Regions from separate parts of the Homo sapiens genome. Here region 1 is linked to region 2. A link is a loop called in an ENCODE intact Hi-C map of the cell type or tissue named here. Cell type or tissue: ascending aorta. All regions are shown on one strand. Each heading gives the region's core, and the rest is flanking DNA. Links, peaks and the distances in the headings are about the cores only.

What was found. A loop is a pair of places that touch in the nucleus more often than their neighbours do. Peaks named below come from ENCODE experiments on the same cell type or tissue, not always from the same donor. Only the 100,000 strongest peaks of a DNase experiment are listed, where the experiment ranks them.
Region 1: a loop joins it to region 2, with 5 times the contacts of the local background. A loop is called at or near these places in 3 of 110 quality-filtered maps.

What each region holds. Positions count from the first base shown.
Region 1 is chr6:155,489,365-155,499,157 of GRCh38, forward strand. No RefSeq gene overlaps it. Among named protein-coding and RNA genes, the nearest start is that of NOX3, 38 kb to the left of the region's middle. In ascending aorta, for the core only: no CTCF peak of the experiment used is centred there; DNase peaks (open chromatin) are centred at 4,447 and 5,887; H3K27ac peaks cover 4,460 bases.
Region 2 is chr6:155,413,685-155,423,477 of GRCh38, forward strand. NOX3 (NADPH oxidase 3) reads right to left here. Exons shown (of 14, transcript NM_015718.3): 10 at 9,010-9,172. Among named protein-coding and RNA genes, the nearest start is that of NOX3, 37 kb to the right of the region's middle. RefSeq lists enhancers at 4,618-4,767, 4,868-4,927. In ascending aorta, for the core only: no CTCF peak of the experiment used is centred there; a DNase peak (open chromatin) is centred at 4,817; H3K4me3 peaks cover 1,099 bases; H3K27ac peaks cover 1,452 bases.

The DNA.
Region 1 (9,793 bases), core at 687-8,686, 75 kb after region 2:
TTAGCCTTAAAGGGCATTGCAGTTCAATGGTCTAAATCAGGGATTAACAATTAAATGCCTGTTTTTCTGGCATACTGGTGACATGAGAGATTTCATGGATGTCCAGGGTCAGCAAGGGGTACCAACTTTTGCTTCTGGTTATGTGTATATTTTTTGCACATGATGTGAGATATATCTGTAGCTTTAAAAATAAATATATCTGGAGAATTTTAAGAGTATTGGACTTTATAATTTAATATGATTTATTCTACTTAGTTAACTAGAACCCCATTTGCCTGCTGAGTTGAGTTGCACCAGGGTGGCAATCTTAACCAGTAGTACTTGTTAGGATCTATTTATGAATCCGCAGGTGTAACCTCCATGCTGGGACATTCTGATTTTTTAGAGCTCTGGATAGTATATTTTGACAAAGTTCTCTGGTGATTACAATAAACAATAGTGTCATACACCTATGTGTGTATATGTATGTACATATATTTATACACATAGATAAATACGTATTTTTCACTTTACAATGTACTGCAGAAATCTTACAACATCAGTGCACATGGTAAGCTCATTCTTTTTAATGGCTGCACTGACTCATTAACTTGATGAACATTTTAAGAGCATGTTTCTTTACCTCTCTGTGCCTAATAAATTTTTCATCTGTAAAGTGGGGGTAATAGCAATACGTACCTTATAAGGTTGTTGTGAGGATTCAATGTATTCATGTACGCAAAAGACTCAGAAATAGATCTAGAAGCTAATAGGCATTATACAAATTTTTGATAAGATTATTGTCATCATTATTATTTTTACCCACAATCTAACATTACTCCTAAGAGATATTAAAATGCACAGACAGAGTTTGTTGTGTCTTCAGGTAGTGGCAATTACATGAGAATTTGGATAATTTTTTTCAAACTTTTCTATCAGCTGCAATCCAATTGTAAGTGGATTCGAGAATGAAGTAGGTAGAGTGTGAAGTTCCCTAGGAAGCAGGAGAACTTAGTTCTTACTTTAATCTGCCACTGGAAGTATGCAACTTTGGACAAGTCATATATAAATTCTGAGACTAAAACTCTCCATGTCCGAAACGAGGGTGTTGGAAAAAATGGTCTCTAAAGTATCAATAGCTTTAACTCCCAGTTAGTGTTGTGGAAACAAAGAGAAGACAAATATAAAGTTTTTCCCAGGGTGTAGGCTTTAAGATGGAGGACACCTTGGTGTTTTCTTCAGAACTGAAGTAGCAATGTCTAGAGTTGCCTTTTTCTCTTAGTAGGCACTCAGGAAAATTCTGTCAAAGGAATGTTAAAAAAAAAAGATACTCAAAATGCAAAGTGAATATCAGGTACACAATGGGTCTTCATACCTTTTTATTTTTAACTGATTATATGAGTTTCCAGAAATCTTTCTAGGAATTAGACCTAAATGCCTATCTTATCTTTGAAAAAAAAATTTAAATAGATTTGATTTTATTGTTAGCACATCAACACATATCTATTTCTATTGCTATATTAACAGACTGTAACTGAATCACGTCGACAGTTGCAAAATACTCTGTCTGGGTTACTTTATTAAACTAAAAGAATGGAAGATGCATAAAAAATTCCATTTATACTTGGTGTGTACTAAGTGAGCATCATGGAAAAGTCTAGTTCCTCTTAGGGAAACCACTTAAATGTAGTAGTCAGTTGGAAGGAACTATTGGACTATTATTTAGAGCAATCCTTTCACACTGATCAATGAAGATGAATTTTTGTAGAGTAGCACAATCAGATGTAGCTACATTATGCTTTCATAACATTAGCATTTGTTATATGATTGGAGAAGAGCCCAGAGATCTTGGAAGGTGAAAGGATGGGCCCCTTGAATCTGTTAGTGCTACTTCCACTTGCCCATTCAAAGTGACTGCTTCCAGAGATCCTATGGCATGTTATGCATCCTTGTGCTTTGAGGCCACTGAAATAGTATTAATTTTTTCATGCTGGAGTATGGATTTTTAAAATGCCAAGTTTCATTTAATTATATGGTGAAACCAAACCACACTTCTTCTTAATCAGAAATATTGTGAGGGCAAAGTAGGGAAACCCAATGAATTATAATAAATAATAGTGAGTTTTCCTATAAAACTTACTGAAAGATGCAACAGGTCAACCAATCTATGAACCTCTGGAGGGTAACAAGACAGTAAACTTGACATTGCACAGTATTTGACATACTGTGGTATTTGACATACAGTGAATCATTATTTACATTTTATCCAAAAACATTTACCTGAGAAAAGGTCATGACGTTAAATTTGGAGACATTTACAGCAATTGCCAAATGTTTACTATCTACATGAATGTCATGCTTCTCAGTCAAAAGCAGGTTGATGTGCTAAATGTCAATTATTTCAACTTGTTTGATGGTAGCACAGATTGCCAAGCAACATAAAAAGAGGTTTAATAAATATTATATACACTACTAACCATTAATCTTGCGTAGCAGAGGCTCGAGTTTTACATATAGAGGATTTATGACAAGCAACAGCTCAGGACATTAACGCTCAATTATTACAGTCCTGGATGGTGGCACTACCATTAGCTCCTGGAAGATCACCTTGTTTCTTCTGCTTCTGCTGCCACTTTGGAGGAGGCATCAGAGAGAATGGAATTATTTCAGGAAATAGCACTGTGATTTTTTTTGTGTGTGTTTTCCAGTCCTTTTTAGAATTAGCAGCAAAGGAGGATTACCCAGAGTTATGTTGGTGGGAAATTGAATTGTTCCATTTTTCTAACTGATTATAAGGCATTGTGATACTCTGCAAGAACTCCAAAGACTTCAAGAGAACAGCATACAAATGTTAAGTGGGATACAATAGCACCAATGGAATAAAAAGTGGTGAGGGAGCCAGCAGCAAGGGAAATGTGAATAGTTTCTAGCATGGTTTATCAGCACTAAAACTTGATGAAGGCAAGTATGAACTTTTTTCCTTTTCTTCTAATCGCCACATATGTACATAACAATGGACTCAGTGATATAACCACAAAACTCCCTTGAATTAAGTGATCAAGGTCAATATTCTGAAAAGAGCTAAAATGAACATGCACATATGCCATTTAGTCTTTCTTGATTTCTTTTCATTGGCATCTGAGTCTGAGAATAAACTCAGGTTACTGGCCAATGTTTGATGCTATCTGATAAGCACTTATTGAGCACTACTGGATGCAAGACATGGTACTAGGCTCTGCTATAGGAGAGCATGTAGTCAGGGAGGAAGATGGTAAAACAGTGCAAGTTAGACCATGTACCTATCACAAGAAAGGAAAAAACACAATTCCCCAAGGGTTTAGGAGGAGAAATCATGAGCAGTAGCAAATAAATCTTCATGGAAGCATTCGTGCTAAAGGCGGGTAGGGCACGCTCACATGGAAGCAAGTGTGGAAGAACTCTCAGGCTGGCAGGACACCAGGAGCTGGTGTGAAAAGGGTTGCATCACTGCAGGTGGGCACAATGGTTAGCTTTGCCAAAGTCAGAGGATTTGTGAAGAGAGTGTGGGATGTCAGCCTAAAAATGTAGGATTAAGGTGGCTGGTGAAGAATCTGGAGCACCAGGTAAGTTTGGTTTTTATTCTGGAAGCAAATAGAGTCACTGGAACTCTGAGCAGACCAGAGCTTGCTTGGTGATGTGGTTTGGCTGTGTCCCCACCCAGAGCTCCTATTTAATTGTATTAAATAGCTCCCATAATCCCCAGGTGTCGTAGAAGGGACTGGTGGGAGGTAATTGAATCAGGGGGGCAGGTTTTTCCCATGCTGTACTCATGATAGTGAATAAATCTCATAAGATCTGATGGTTTTATAAAGCGCAGTTCCCCTGCACATGCTCTCTTGCCTGCCACCATGTAAGATGTGACTTTGCTCCTCCTTCGCCTTCCACCATGCTTGTGAGGCCTCCTCTCTGTGAGTCCATTAAACCTCTTTTCTTTACAAATTACCCAGTCTTGGGTATTTCTTCATAGTAGTATGAAAATGGACTAACACACTTGGCAAAGATTAATCTGGGGTGGGGTGTGGATGGGGGGAGGAGGGTCAGGAGAGTGAAAATGGCATTCTGAAAAGAAGAGAAAAAGGGAGACTCAGAGGGGTTGGAATCAGGGCAAGAGGGGCAAGGAGACACACAGTCTTATTTTTAATGGTACATTGGCAAAGACAATCACAAGAAGCAGTGGCATTTCCTTCCTGGGAGATCCTTAACCTCTCACCAGTCAAGGGAGGTTTAAGTGTCCTTCCTTGATAGAAAGACAACTGAGCTAGTGGATCTCTCCATCCTTACAATAAAGGGATTTCTAAAAATGAGTGCAAAAATTTAGTCAGGAGTTTTCTTCCCTTGACTATGTGAGTAATCACAGAAGAATGCTTATGGTAAGCCTCTTACTTCCTACATGCAAATTCAATTCGCCTGAGCTGTTTTGCGGCTTATGCCAGACGTCTTGAGTCATCTCCCCAAGCAAATAATGTAAGCAGTTCTTTCAACATTGAAATGTGGATTTATTCTAGGACCGGAGACATATTACTAGTATTTTCCAGCACTGGCTCTAGGCTAGACAAATAAAGTTTACTTTTAAAAAGGTCAAAAGCACTTTCCAGACTCAAAGTCTCACTCCTTTCAAACTTCTAGGTCACCTGATGCTTGCAACATCATGTACTTATGTTAAATATTGAAGGTCTCTGATAAAATATAATAATATCAGAAAAGGCTAAGTCACTCTGTTATATTCACTTATTAGCCCAAATTAGTCCATATTCACTTATTAGTCCAAATTCACATTATATTTCTTACCAACCACCTAGTAGGGATTTAAAAAAATATTATAGGTAAATGATAGAGAAAGTAAGGGCTCTCCTTGAACAAGTAAGGCAGTGACCAAAAGAAGGCATTGGGAAGAATGGAGTACTTTCAGGAAATAACACCTTGATGTTTTCTTTGTGCTTTCCAGTCAAGTTGATGAATAGATAAGTAAACAAATGGCTTAATTCATAGTTAAAACTAACGCACATACTTACTACCTAATTTTAGCTAGCGTCTTGGGATATTCAATGAATTTGAATGTTATTTTTAATATTTGATTGGCTATATCTGTAAACCATAGACTTCTGTTTCAACTTCAGAGCACGGAACAATGGTTGGAAGTAACAGATGTTTTTTTCCCCACCAGAAGAAAGAAGTATAAGAAAATATACTTCTGCTCCTCAAATAAATAAAGGGTCAGTTCACAAAGTATTGAGTTACCTGAAGCCTGAGTAACCATGGAGTTTGTTTCACTGGTCTGCTGGGTAGATGGGATTTAGATATCAATTGGGTGGCTGGACTAAAGCGATCTTTAAAATTCCTCGCAATTTTGAGATCGTTTGCCAGAAGAGTGCTGAGGACGATAAAGTGATCATATTAAGAACTTAAGCCTGAAGAAAGTGGCTAAAATAACTCAATATGCTTTACATGTCTTAGCTAAGTGATGAATTGGATAGATGCAATACCTCTTGACTGCCAGCTGAAGGGTAAAAAGAAGGATAGGATTATATATAGTGCCAAGAGGAGGTATAATGAGAAATAATACTATGAAATTTACTAAAGGAAACTGAGATCTGAATTAGAAACATTTTTTCAAATTAGAGCTTCAAAATCTAATGTGTTTTGGCACCGTCTCCCAAGGGCAGCCAGAGAAGGCCTTTGAAGAGCTCTGTGCAGCCTTGGTTGGAGCCATTTAAGCAACATGCCCTTTAGAAAATAAAAAGCCTTTCCGGAGGACAGGGGGAAGGGTTGTGCAATTTCTTTCAACACAAAATATTTTGATGTGAGGATTTCTCCTTAGGTTTATCTTCCTCAGACCATTTCTTCTGTAAACAGGCTGCAAGCAGACCCAGGCTTGACACACACAGGCTGCAAATTAAGAAGAATCCTGGGGGAATGCCTGAAACAGCGCTCCAAGCCTGCTCCCTTGTGGTCATGGGGTTAGCAAGACAGCAGCCATGTCTTTGGATAGTTTCTGCCCTCTTTCCTTTTGGAAACTTGGTTTGGAGGAAGCCTAGGCACCTCTGCGTGCCGTTCTTCTCTCCCTTCCCCTTAAGCTAGTACTTCCAATTTTTGTCTGGTGACCCTCAGGCCAGCAGAGGTGGGGAGAGGAGAAGCCTGCCTTTTCCCCTCACGGTTGGAGCTCGGTGTTTCCTGATTATTGAAGCCCACTCGCTTTGCTTTTCCCTCCCTTTTCCCGGGGCCAGATCTGTTCTTCACTTCTCTGGCAAGTACACTCGCCGGCTCACTTGCCTTTTCTGAATCAAAAATGCCACCTCTTCACTTTTGTTTAAAATAGGGAGGCAGCAGCTCAATATATCTGATCAATATTAGGAGCCAAGAACCCCTGGGTCTGAATCAGAGCCCTGGATCTTTCTCACTGTATAACCTAACTTAACAACCATGGACAAATCATGGAAACACTCTAAAGCTCAGATTCTTTATTTGTAAACTGCGGATGTCCTATTTTTCTCACAAACTACCATGGGGATCAAAAGTGATGATATATGTATATGTAGTTTTGGTGGTAAAGTTCTATGTTACTGTTAGTTACTATTGTTCCCAATAAACTGGGTACATCTTTCTTTGGCCTGTTGTATATACAATAACCTCCCAGTGGGACTTTGTCCCTCCTAATAAGATCTAAGTTCCGCAAGAGGGAAAGGATGTTTACTGCCCTATTCTTTAAACCTATAGAAGTGTTCAGAAGGCCATGAGCATCTTTGAGGGCTAAAGAAATCTGAGGGAAGCTAGGAGGTTTATCTATTCTTTGGTAGACAAGGGGCGAAAGAAATCCATGTCCTGTGGCCATGGGAATGGAAGAGGGCAGTACAAGATCAGGACAGGTGGATGAAAGGAAAAAGGGGACTTAGTTTTAGATTTAGGTGCTTCTGGACTTTCTCTGATAGCAGGTATTATAGGCTAAATTGGTGTCCTATCTCCCAAATTGATGTTGAAAGCCTAACCCCCAGTATCTCAAACTGTGGCTGCATTTGGAAACAGGGCCTTTAAAAAGGTAATTAAGTTAAAATGAGATCATTAGGGTGGGCCCTAATCCAGTATAACTGGTGTCCTTCTAAGAACAAGAAATTTGGACACAAACATGTACAGAGGGAAGACCACGTGAAGACACAGAGAAGCATACAAAGGAATGAAGTACTGATGCCTACTGCAATCCACAAGCCACCCAGAACTGTGAGAAAATGGATTTCTATTGTTTCAGTCATTCAGTCTGTGGTTCATTGCTATGGTAGCCCAAGCTACTAATACAGAGGGCTTGGGCTGGTGTAGCTCCATGCTGTCTGGCTGAATAAACCCCACCCTGCCTTCCTAGGGCCTTCTTTCCTCAGGAGTCAGGCATCACCAAAGGTATAGACTTGGCTGTCTTCCTCTTGGCCAGGTGAATACCTGGCAGTGATGTGTTTCTGATACTGCATGTTGTAGTCATGGAAAATATTTGTCTTTGAAGCATCACCCTCTGCCCACGGTATGTAGTTCTACAGGTCTGTAAGAGCACCATTGTGTTCTAGGTACATCATGGTAGACCAGAGGCTGTCCAATGGCCGACATTTAGGTTGTTTCCTTCTGCGTGGCTGGGACTACAGGTGTGCATTACCGTGCTTGACTATTTCATTTTTTGATTTTTAGTACAGATGAGATCTCTTTACGTTGCACAGGTAGGAGAATTGCTTGAGTCCAGGAGTTCGAGACCACCTTGGGCAACATAGCCATACTGTATCTCTAAGACAAGTAATAATAATAATAAAATATTAGCTGGATTTGTTGGCATTCGCCTGTAGTCCTAGCTACCTAGGAGGTTGAGGTGATCACTTGAGCCAGGGAGATAGAGGCTGTGATCACACCACTGCAATCCAGCCTGGGTGACAGACAGAGTGAGACCCTGTCTCAAAAAAAAAAAAAAAAAAAAAAAAGAAGGCAGAATCTTCTGCTTCTGAGGATATAATTGGTGATTTATATCACTAGCCACTGTCCTGTGATATTAACAGGTCTTAACTCTTCACTCATGTTAATAATCCTGAGATGAGGTTCCTCCTCTGGAGTATTGACTCAGAGCTAGCAAATAAGTAATTGTGATCATTCCAAATCACTCACTGCACCTTAGAGAGACGTTTCCGCTCTTTGCAGTTCTTTAGTATCATTCTTAAAGTTTGTTACTAATCTGCTATGCATTAACTAATAATCAGTTATATTATCATCTCCCCAAAGCACAGATGATAATACGTCAATCCTGCTGTTTAGACATTTCAAAACATTTTATTCTCAAAGAAAAGTTAGCTAGGAAGCTAGCTGGGAAGGATAGTTCAAAAGTAACAAGAAAGCCCCTTTTAGAAGGATGAGGTTATTTCCTGGGCAAGATGCAAATACTAACCTGTGTGCTCCACTAACCCACAGTGGACCTCGTGTTCAATGCCTAAAAGAATAATTCAAAGGAAGTTTTCCAATATTCACTGTCAGTTGTGATAGCTTTGACATTGTAGTCATGGTATAAGAGTTAAATAAATTCAAGAGAGAAATATTTATCTAAACTCTCTGGCAATGGTACTGTTATTCTCTTTTGTTAGTGAATAATTGAAAAGGTATCAAATAGCAAAGTTTCAATTATTCATCAAGTTACTTCATTTACTAGACAAATGTCTATAGGCAAATAACTGATACTTGAATTAAAAACTGGCAACATCTCCACAGGTTTGCTTATTGGGTCATCATTGCTTGAATCCTCAAATATAAAAGCTTCATACAAATTGTCTATCAGTGGTTACAGAGGGAGTTTGGTATTTACATTAGTTTTCTATTTCTGCTATAACAAATTACCATGAATTTAGCACTTAAACAATACGCATGTATGATCTCATAGCTCTGAAGGTCTGAGGTCTGGGTAGAGTTTAGCTCAGCTAGATCCTCTGCTTAGAGTCCAGAAGGCTGATTCTTTCTGGACACTGAGAGATGAATCCACTTTTAGGCTCATACAGTTTGTTGGCTGAACTCCGTTCTATGTGGTTATAGGACTGAGGTCTCTATTTTGTTGCTGACTGTCACTTGGGAGCCAGTCTTTGCTCCTAGTCTGCCCATATTGCTTCTTATGCATTCATGTGAGGCCCCTCCAGGAGCAATAGGTTGAGTCACTTTTGTGCTTCAAATCCCTCTGGCTTCTTTTCTGGTACACCTCTGCTGCCTCCAGCTGGAAAAATGTTCTCTGCTCAATTTTTTTAAAATTTCTTTTTTAATTTATATATATATTTTTGAGATAGAGTCTCGCTCTGTCACCCATGCTGGAGTGCAGTGGCACACCCTTGACTCACCACAACCTCTGCCTCCTGGGTTCAAGAAATTCTCCTCCCTCAGCCTCCCGAGTGGCTGGGATTACAGGCTCCCACCACCACTCCTGGCTAATTTTTGTATTTTTAGTAGAGACAGGGTTTCACTATGTTGGCCTGACTGGTCTTGAACTCCTGATCTCAGGTGACCTGCCCGTTTTGGCCTCCCAAAGTGCTGGAATTACAGGTGTAAGCCACTGTGCCCAGCCTCTCTGCTCAATTTTAGGGGTTTATGTGATTAGATTAGGTCCACTCAGATAATCCAAAATAATCAACCCATTTTACAGTTTGTCACCTAATTACATCACGGGGTCCCTTTCGCTGTGTTTTGCAACATATTTCAGGTTCTAGGGCTTACACATGAGCATTTTATGGAGCTATTATACCGCCTATTGAATAACAAGGCAGTTTTTATAATCCAA
Region 2 (9,793 bases), core at 1,047-9,046:
TCTACTGGCTGAATTAATGCAGTGCTCACCTATGCATGACCCCCTCCTCCCTGGCCTTGGTAGCCTGTTTCATCTCAGAGTTGGCATTGGGCATAGAGCAAATATCATTGATTTATTTTCTCTCTTTCCCATTCTTTAAGGAACATGCTTAAAACACATTCATAGATGGATAATAAACCAGAACATTTGCTTTATAAAAAAATCCTCCAATTTCAAATCTAGTCCCAGTCGTCCTTTCTTGAAAACTATCCCCATCTTAGCTTCCTCCGTACATGAAACTTTATCTTTTCAAATAGAAATCCTTCCTTACTTTCTCGTGGCCTAGCTGCATGTCAGCGTCCTTAGGGTTTGTCAAGCCTTTTATACTTTTTGCTTCCTCGTAATGGCTTTGTGTGTTTTTCCCTCCGTAATTGACTTGTAAGTGACACTGGGCAGCTTTGGTGTAAGAGGCTATGGAGGAAAAATGGATAGGCTCAGTAGAAGTGTTTCAGGCAGAAAAAGAAAGAAAGGGACTTTGAACAGAAGCAAAAGGTATTTACTTTGACTTTCTTTCATCTTTCTAATGGTGGGGGACACTCACTGGGAAGGGACATAAGAGTTCCAAGTCTGCATTTCGCCCATGAGAAAGGACCTGGTCAATGAGAGACCAAGTATCCCAAACAATAGGCTACAACTCTGTGATCTGTGCTTTCCAATGCTCACCCCACCTTAGTCTCCAAAAATAAAACAACCCTGAAATCAGCTACCTGTAGAAAGCATGCCTTTTCAGAATTTCATAGCTGATCTCAGAGACCAAAAATACCTGAGTTTACTTTAAAAGATTTTATTAAATAGAAAGTCATTCTCAGTAAAATAACAAAAGTTCTGAACTTTCATAGTAATAAAATTATTTTTTTTTACAGGACTCATCCAACACTTTTTTTTCTTTTCTTTTCTTTCTTTTTTTTTTTTTTTTTTTTTTGAGAGGGAGTCTCTCTCTGTTGCCCAGGCTGGAGTGCAATGGTGGGATCTTGGCTCACTGCAACCTCCACCTCCCGGGTTCAAGTGATTCTCCTGCCTCAGCTTCCCAAGTAGCTGGGATTACAGGCATGTGCCACCATGCACGACGAAGTTTTTATTTTTTAGTAGAGATGGGATTTCACCATGTTGGCCATGCTGGTCTCGAACTCCTGACCTCAAGTGATCCACCCACCTCGGCCTCCCAAAGCGCTGGGATTACCAGCATGAGCCATCGTGCCCAGCCACATTCTTGTAGATATAGTGGATGCCTAGATGTTTTGGGAGACCACTCTGGGACTGTCATGGCGTTGAGGGTTTCTGTGTGCATGTGGCCCGTCATAGACCTTAGTTTCACATCATTCCCAAGCGCTAATGATCAGCCCAAACTCAGCCATGTCCATTTGCAAGGGGCTTGGGTCTGAGCGACAGTCACAAGTTTGGGCTCTCTGTGTGTCCCTTCTCATTTTCATGTTTTCCCAAGCCAAGGCTTCTCTTTAAGAATTCTTCAGCAGCACATAGGGACCAGGTCAAAGAGGTCTGGGGCCAGTAGGAAATGGAACTGTGCTAAATTTTGATAAACAGTTTCAGAAAATGAATTGAGAAGCACTACCAATCTGTGTTACTATGAGAGCTCAGACTCTCTAATCAAAGTTGGATGCTTTCAGGCGATTACATCTCCAAAACTTGTGCCGTATCTTGAATAGATATCCATGAACACAGGCAGAGGGCACTTTCACAAATGCAATCTGTATGTCTTTATATCCAAAATAAATTTCCAGAGAATGAAACAGAAAAAAAATTATTTACCTATGTATTTATTTATGGCCCAGAACCCCTCTAAACAAGGAAAGTGTACACAAGAATACAGGTTTAGGATATAGTGTAGCATGGTACAACAGCTCAGCGTTGTGAGCCTATGAAGCCCATCTGCTGTGGTAGACTGCTGCTGGCTTCACCATGCAGGTAGAAGTTGCAAATAACTTGTGCAACTGGGCAAAAGTTATTTAACTCCAACCTAGATTACTGCGTATGTAAAATGGCAATAAACACAGAACAATAGCTCCTGAGGTTATTGTGAGGATGAAAGGATATGTTTTACTGAAGCATTTAATGCAACGTCTGGCAGACACAGTAAGTGCTCAGAAGATGTTAGCTGCTATTGTTACTATCCTTGTTTGTCATTTGGAGGAGCTTAGAGAATGAAGAATGAAGACAGTATATTATAGAGCAAAGAGGGACATGCGCCTTGCTTGGCATGTGTTCCCACTGGTCACTCCTGGTCACTGAGAAGGGAAGCCAAACTTGACCTCTAGCACCAGTGTCAGAAGCAGAATCTCAGCATTCATCATGAAGATGTGCTCCATGAAGGGGAAGCCCCTCACCAGGCTCGGTGTGTGCTAAACTCACCTAGAGGCGTTTTACAGGGAGCCAGGGGCCCACCTTGACCATCGCCTCCTCAAGGAGAAGGGCAGTGGCTTGCAGTGCCACCTGCCTCCTGCTGGGCAGCACGCCTCTGTACCCCACACTGTGCAAAAGAAAGAACAGAACAGACAGAAGCTTGAAACCAGCAGGATGACAGAAGCTCTGCATAGAGGGGAATCAGGATCATTTTCCAAAAGGAGAATTTCTCTCTGTGAAAAGATAAAGACTGGTGTTTAGAAAATATATTACCTCCTCAATAAATGATCACTCTTATTGTCCTGGTTTTTATTTTGTTTTTGTTAAGGGAATCCTGGATTAATACAATAGCAAATAAGAAGAAATAAAAGAAGAAATATTTCTTCTTAATGATAAGCCTACCTAATGTGTAAAAGTTCTAGTTTAAAGTGATACAGTTATAAAATTGTTTTTCTGGTGAACCATTATAAGGCCAAGACCAGGCTTTGTCAATAATTTTTCATCCTTAAGACATTTTCTGAATGTGATTATCCTCAATGTTAACTATTTCATGACTATATTGCTACTTCGCCCTGTGGCTGAGGACTGATCTCTTTTGGGCCTCCGTTTGGTCTAATTACAGTTAATAATCCTTGTTGGACAACTGAAACATCTGAAACATTCTTTTTTTTTTTTTTTTTTTTTTTTGAGACGGAGTCTCGCGCTATCCTCCAGGCTGGAGTGCAGTGGTGCAATCTCAGTTCACTGCAACCTCCACCTCCCAGGTTCAAGCAATTCTTATGCCTCAGCCTCCCGAGTAGCTGGGATTACAGGCACCTGACACCACGCCCGGCTAATTTTTGTATTTTTAGTAGAGATGGGGTTTTGCCATGTTGGTCAGGCTGGTCTCCAACTCCTGGCCTCAGGTGTTCCGCCCACCTCGACCTCCCAAAATGCTGGGATTGCAGGTGTGAGCCACCACACCTGGCCTGAAACATTATTTAATAGCAGAATGATTCCATAAATTGTGGCCTATCCACACTATGGAATACTCTAAAGACACCAAACAAAATGAAATAGATCATCAGGTATTGACACTGACGGTGCCCGAAGTTATGCTTTAATGAAAAACAAAACAAATTACACTTCCTCTGCCTTCTACACACACACACCCCTATTTATGCATGAATGTGTATAGGTATATGCATATAAATGCATGGAAAAGGAATGGAATGAGACATATTCAACTGTTTAATGGTGAGTTTCTTAGGGAGCAAAGTTGGGGAGGTGTTTAGTTTGGGGAGGGAGGTGAAGGGAGATTTTAAAATGTTTGTGTATTTCATTGGACTCTTTTGCAAGAAGACTGTAGTCACGCAATCTGTGGTTAATAAACCAAGATATTAAACATATTAATACTGGTCACTTCCGCACAGAGCAATGGTGAGGGCTGATGGGGTACTGAGGCCTTTTGAGGCCCTCCGAGGAAAGACAAGAAGCATACATTTCTTTAGGAGAAGCATGAATGGCCCCTCCTAAAGAGGCCAACTGATGGCAGGAATCTTGGTGATTAGTAGAGATGATCAGTTCCAGGAGTAGTCAGAGCTCCAGTGTGAGGGAAAGTGAAAGTAAATAATTTCTCAAAGTAAACAGATTAAATTAAATGCATTTTTCATTCACTAGAAAAGAGAGCAGGCCCTCCTTTGTTTTATTAATATATTTTAGTAGAGTATGGATTTTTTGTCTTTTTTGGCCTCTTTCCCTTGTTCCCACTGGCCCGTGCTGTCTTTTTATTTGAATTATCTGTTTATTATATTAGGTTAAGAACCCAAAGGCCATTTTGCATGGGACACACTATAAATACCCATTATCATGGTTATATATTATGGAGCTGATGAAGGAAGACAATTTATGAAGAAATGAGATTATCTCAGTTCTTGTATAATCTGTTGTATCGTAGTCTGAAGACTACATATGCAGTTAAGAAAACGAACCGCATCTTGCAGTTGGCAGTTGTCTCAGTCCTGACTGCACAGCTGTGATATTAGGGAGAACTAAAATGTGTAAGCCAATCTATTTATGTCAGCAATCCTCCCCCTCCCTCCCCATTCATACACACCTATTTCATTCATCATTTTGACAGTTTGCACAAGCAAACCGTCCTAATTTTTTTTCAAGAGCTCTTTTCACAAATTGAGTGTGATGTAGAATTAATCATACCCGTTAGGCAGGAGGTGGAGGACTTTATTGCTAGAGGGCATTTTTCACCCCCAGCATTCAGCTTCCTCCATATTGCATCACAGAGAATTCTCAACCACCCTCAGCCTTCCCTCATCCCACAGGGGCACAGCGTTCTCAGCTGCCTTCAACTCAGTGAAGTTTGGCTCTTACTTCTGCGTTGAAAATATTTCTTTCATGTATTACAACTTTTTTCCATTTTCATCACAGCAAGCCATCATTATACTTCTTGTTATTTGGCCTTCTTGGGAAATCCCCTCCTGCCCATTCTTCCCCCTCCCCTTCCACTCCCCGCCCCCTCCCAGATCTTTCAAAACAAAAGTACTTAGAAACAAAGATATTTTAAGACATCAGCTTCAAATGGAAAGTACTACTTATGACGCTTCCCACTGAGGAAGTGGCAGGCGCCTTATTGGTTGTGCTCCTGCATTTTACTTAGAAGTTTTCTAGAATAATGCAACAGAGGAGAAGGGTAAAGAAGTTCTAGTTTGCAACGGTGACAATTGAGAAAACTTTGGTGCACATTTTTTCCTATAGACTTGCAACTTGAGTTTTGTGTGTAAAAATGTATGCCTTATGCCAACCAGTGTTTTTACACATGGAGGAAAAAAAAATCCCACCTAATCGCAGTTAACCATTTAAGCTTAAAATTCTGGCTCTCAACGCCTATGCGAGTTGTCCTTTCCTTCCTTATTACAAAAGAGGACAATCTGAAAACTATAGTCCAGACTTAAAATTGTGAAGACACCGTTAGATAAATATGTACTGCTTTGCTCTGTGGCACTTCAAAAATTATATAGACTCTGACAGTTTAGTGGAAGGAGTAGTCTTTATATCTCAAAAGCATGTAGGTAGCCCTGACAAATATTAGTTACATAAGCCTAATAGTAGCTATACTCAAACCAACACAAAGTTGCTTTAAAAGAGAGAAACTTCCTAAACCTGTTCTCATGCCTGCAGACGCTTAAGGAATTGGATCTGAACTGTAATTTTCAGCCCAAACTTTCAATAGCATGAAAACCTCACTTCTTCCATGAAAGAACTTTGAAGCAGAAATCAGAAACACATGCTCAGGTCCTGACTCAGTGGTGAACAAGCTGGGTGACTTTGGACAAATCATCTCCGCTCGAGGTGCAGATACTGACTTTCATGGTCCTATGCAAAGCTAGGAGATTAGGACCTTTAAGTTATTTTATGATTCCACACTTTAGCTTCCTTTCTCCCATATGACATTATTTCTGCCCTTATTTTCACCTGAGTCGTGTCCAAATAGTCCCTCACATTTTTATAAGCGATGAAAACATTGCTTTTATATTTTTTACTCTACTGTTTCTGTTTCTTGGAATAGAGATCAATGTCCCTATTTTATGGTTTTGTGGTGACTGCAGTGCTGAAAGCCTTGAGAAACGCCACAAGCAGAGCCCAGGAATGACAATGGAATGCTGAGAAAGGAGGCAAAATTAAGATTTTGTAGGCTCCTGTATGAATTTTAAAATTTTTGGGGGTTCTTATAAGATTTTTCCTCTATATTCCTAGTAAAATAATTGGAATTTAGTAAAAATCATTGAAGAATTTTTTTGGTTACATAAACAAAACCTTAATACCCTTAAATTTTAAAGAAAATTGTGTACAGAAGCCATTGTTTATTCTTTTTGGACATGTAGACATTTATTCACTCATTGATTTATTCAATATTTTTACTATATATATAGTTATCACATGTTGTATGTGTATATATATATATGTATGAAGATATCCAGAGAAGCTATGTTCAAGGAACTCACAGTCTGTTAGAGAAAATAAGATTATTTCACGAATCTTAATACAGGAAAGATATGTGACATAACAGTAGGGCAGCAAAGGAGTGGTGGAGGTTAAGAGAAGGGGGAGGTGATTGTGAGTCGGGTGTAATGACAATGAGACTTTGCATGTCTCTGAGCAGGACTTGAAATATTAGTTGGATTAGTGAGTGAATGAAAATGAGACACGCTATCCACCACCATCTTCCTGTGAAGCATGAAGTGACTTTTAGTGTCGTGGAAACCATGAAGCAGTGAGCCACCTCTCTGAGTGGGATTTACTTGGTAGGCAGCAAGAGGGAAGGAAGAACTTAGGGTGGCTGAAAAATCATCACGAACCAAAACAAAGCATTGCTGTGAGGTCCAAATATCCCAGTCACTGTTTTGCTTGCTTTGTTAAATATATTATGGCGTAGAGGAAAGAAGATGAGCTTTGGTGCCAGAAGGATCTAGATTCAAACTCTAGTTCTAGTATTATTTAGCTCTCTGTGTGTCAGGGTCCTCATCAGTATTGAGAATATTACCTATCTGAATGAGCTATTATGAGCATTTAGTAAAATGACTGTCATTTCTATTAGCTTTGTGATCAGGCCTTAGTTTTCTCATCTGTAAAATGGGAATAAAAATGATAAGTATGACGAAAAGATGGCATGAGATAGTGCATGTAAAATGCCCAGTTTCCTTCCTGTTAGGTAGTCAGTGCTTGATAAATCTAGGCCATTAGTAATAGCAGTACTGGTAACCTATTTATACCTTTGGTAGATACAATCAGCATTTAGATAATCATCTATATTTCTGTATACACATTTCTATGGTAATATTTCCATATTATTTGTCTTATTTAGCATTAAAACTCCCTGTTGGATATGGATTCTTATTTCTCCGTTATGTGGATCAGGAAACTCAGCTCAGAGAGGTGAACTGCAGGCAGTATTTCAGTCAGGGTGGAATCAGGCATGTTCTTTGATGACAGCAAAATTCAGGTGCCGATTCTATGAGCAGGAATCCCACCGTCTTCCTAAAATATTGCTCCAGGGTTGCAGGAGGAGCTGGGGGTCACGTCTACCATGTGTTGGTTTTGTCATGGAAAGAGCCAGATGAACCTAAGTTTGAATCCTGATTCTGCCTTTGATTACCCATGTCTTTTCAGGAAAATCAATTTAATCTCTCCAAGCTTCAGGTTCCTTACCTGGAAAACAGGCCTTGTGTTACTTACTTTATAAGGTTGTTGGGGAGATTAAAAAATTCAAATGAGAAAATGTATGTCAAGGACCTGTCACTTGGAAACTCATGAAATAGTTAACTGCTGTTTCTTAGTTGGCAGAGACCCGAGTTTAGAGATCTTCTAGCCCTCATTGCCTGGGATGCTTCACAGAATACGAATTCTTGATAGGTGTTAGGTGAGGAAAGGTTCTGTAGCTAAATAAGCTTGGGAAAGATAGATGAAACAAAACTGAATGAGGATCTTTTCTGCGGAACTTTTTTTAGAGACAGAGTCTCGCTCTGTTGCCCAGGCTGGAGTGCAGTGGTGCGATCACGGCTCACTGCTTTGAACTCCCTAATATTTAATTTTCTTGCAGAGATGATGTCTCTCTATGCGGCCCGGGCTGGTCTAGCGTCAAACTCCTGGCCTCAAGTGATCCTCCCACTTCAATCTCCCAAAGTGCTGGGGTTACAGGCATGAGCTACTGCGCCCCACCCCCGCAGAACTTATTTAATGGCTAGTGGATGATGTCTTCTAGAGTGGGATGTTGCAGGAGCGTTGCTTAAGTTCCTTTGACTACGGAATTCTCTCTAGTGGATCATGTCAGGTGACAGATGTCCCATGGTTTACACATTGAGACCTGGTGGTTAAGTCAAGCGTCTCCCTTTGATAGATGAGGACACTGTGGACAAAGGGTTAAGCAGAGAAGATATGCAGGACGGCCCAGCACCAAGCTCGTCTGCCATCCTCACTCCTCCTGCATTCATACGGCTTTGGGTTATCAGGGCTCTTTGCCTACCATTGCTCTAGTGCCTGCTGCTGGTCCTAAGAGGGTCCAAGTATCGGATGGAGTGTCTAGATACGACAAAGGACGGAAAGAAATTCTAGAGGCATCTAGTTGTAAAACATACAGGAAATGACAAAAGGGAGATTCAGAGCGGGATGGCCACCCCACAGCAAGCCGGCCAATAAATCCCAATTGTGGCTTCTTGTTAGGACTGAGTCCACGAGAGGAGGACATCGAATTGTACACTTGCAACCACAGTCTGAAGCTAAAGAGACTAAGGAGAGGTTGCCTCTTAATATTGCGAACTGCCACCCAGTCACATAGCCATTTGCAGCCTGTCCATATTTTACTGAGATGAGCAATTACATGTCCTGTAATGGCAATGAAGCAATAAAATTTATGTCTTGTCATCTTTAACAAGATTAGACATAACCCTACTCATAAATGTAATACTGAGTGGAGATTTTTAAGAACATAAGTATAGTTAAGGATCCTTGAGTTTATCCCTCATAGTTAATTAAAATCCTCCCCAAGAATCGGCAGATGATAGATATAAGGACATTGAACCTTTTAATCCATGGAAGGGTGAACTAATGATTTTTCCGTACCTTGCTCAGCTTCAGTGGGGTCTGTGCCTCACTGCATTTGTACCATATAGATTTCAGAAGAGCAGCGAAGGGAGTGACTCCGATCCCCGCGGCAACGCACACACACACTGGGTAGTGAAATACATCTGTCAGGGCAGTTCCAAAGGGCCCGTCCACTGCCAGCCTGGAATCATAGAGGAATGCAGCCTATTTGACCTTCAGAACACCTTGCTCGTGAACCCAGAACCATCCGGAGCTGGTGCTTTTTACAGGACGTGTTTGCCAGTGCATGCAGAGGTTGACTCTGTGCCTGAAAATGCCCTATTTGGAGAGCCTGGGGTTAGCATGAGGATTTCCAGCTCTGCCTTATTGGGAGACAACGAGGTTGTCCTGGCCCAGGCACTGTTCATGGAAGGACAAAGCCTGACATCTCTCGCTATAGCTCAGGCCTCGTCCATGTGGCATGCTCTCCTTACAGCGCTTAGAAGCTTGTTTTGGCTCCAAGTATCATTGAGGCTGCTGGAAGAGCTATTTCCCTTTCCACCCCAGCTGCCATCAGAGGGAAAAATCTGGAAGCATCAAGGAAGCTTAGCAGGCTTCTATTTCCTCTTCCTAATGTCATTCTCCCCTGTTTACATTTGGTCACACATCTTAGTAGGTTTATGTAATTTTAGTCTAATGGAAGCTATTCATTTGGAATAAATATAATTTTGAAGTCATTTGTCAGTTATGTGGAACTTCTAAAACCCATTATTTTAGATTATACTGACTCAAAATCTGTGGTAATTAGGCCTTGGGTAGCACT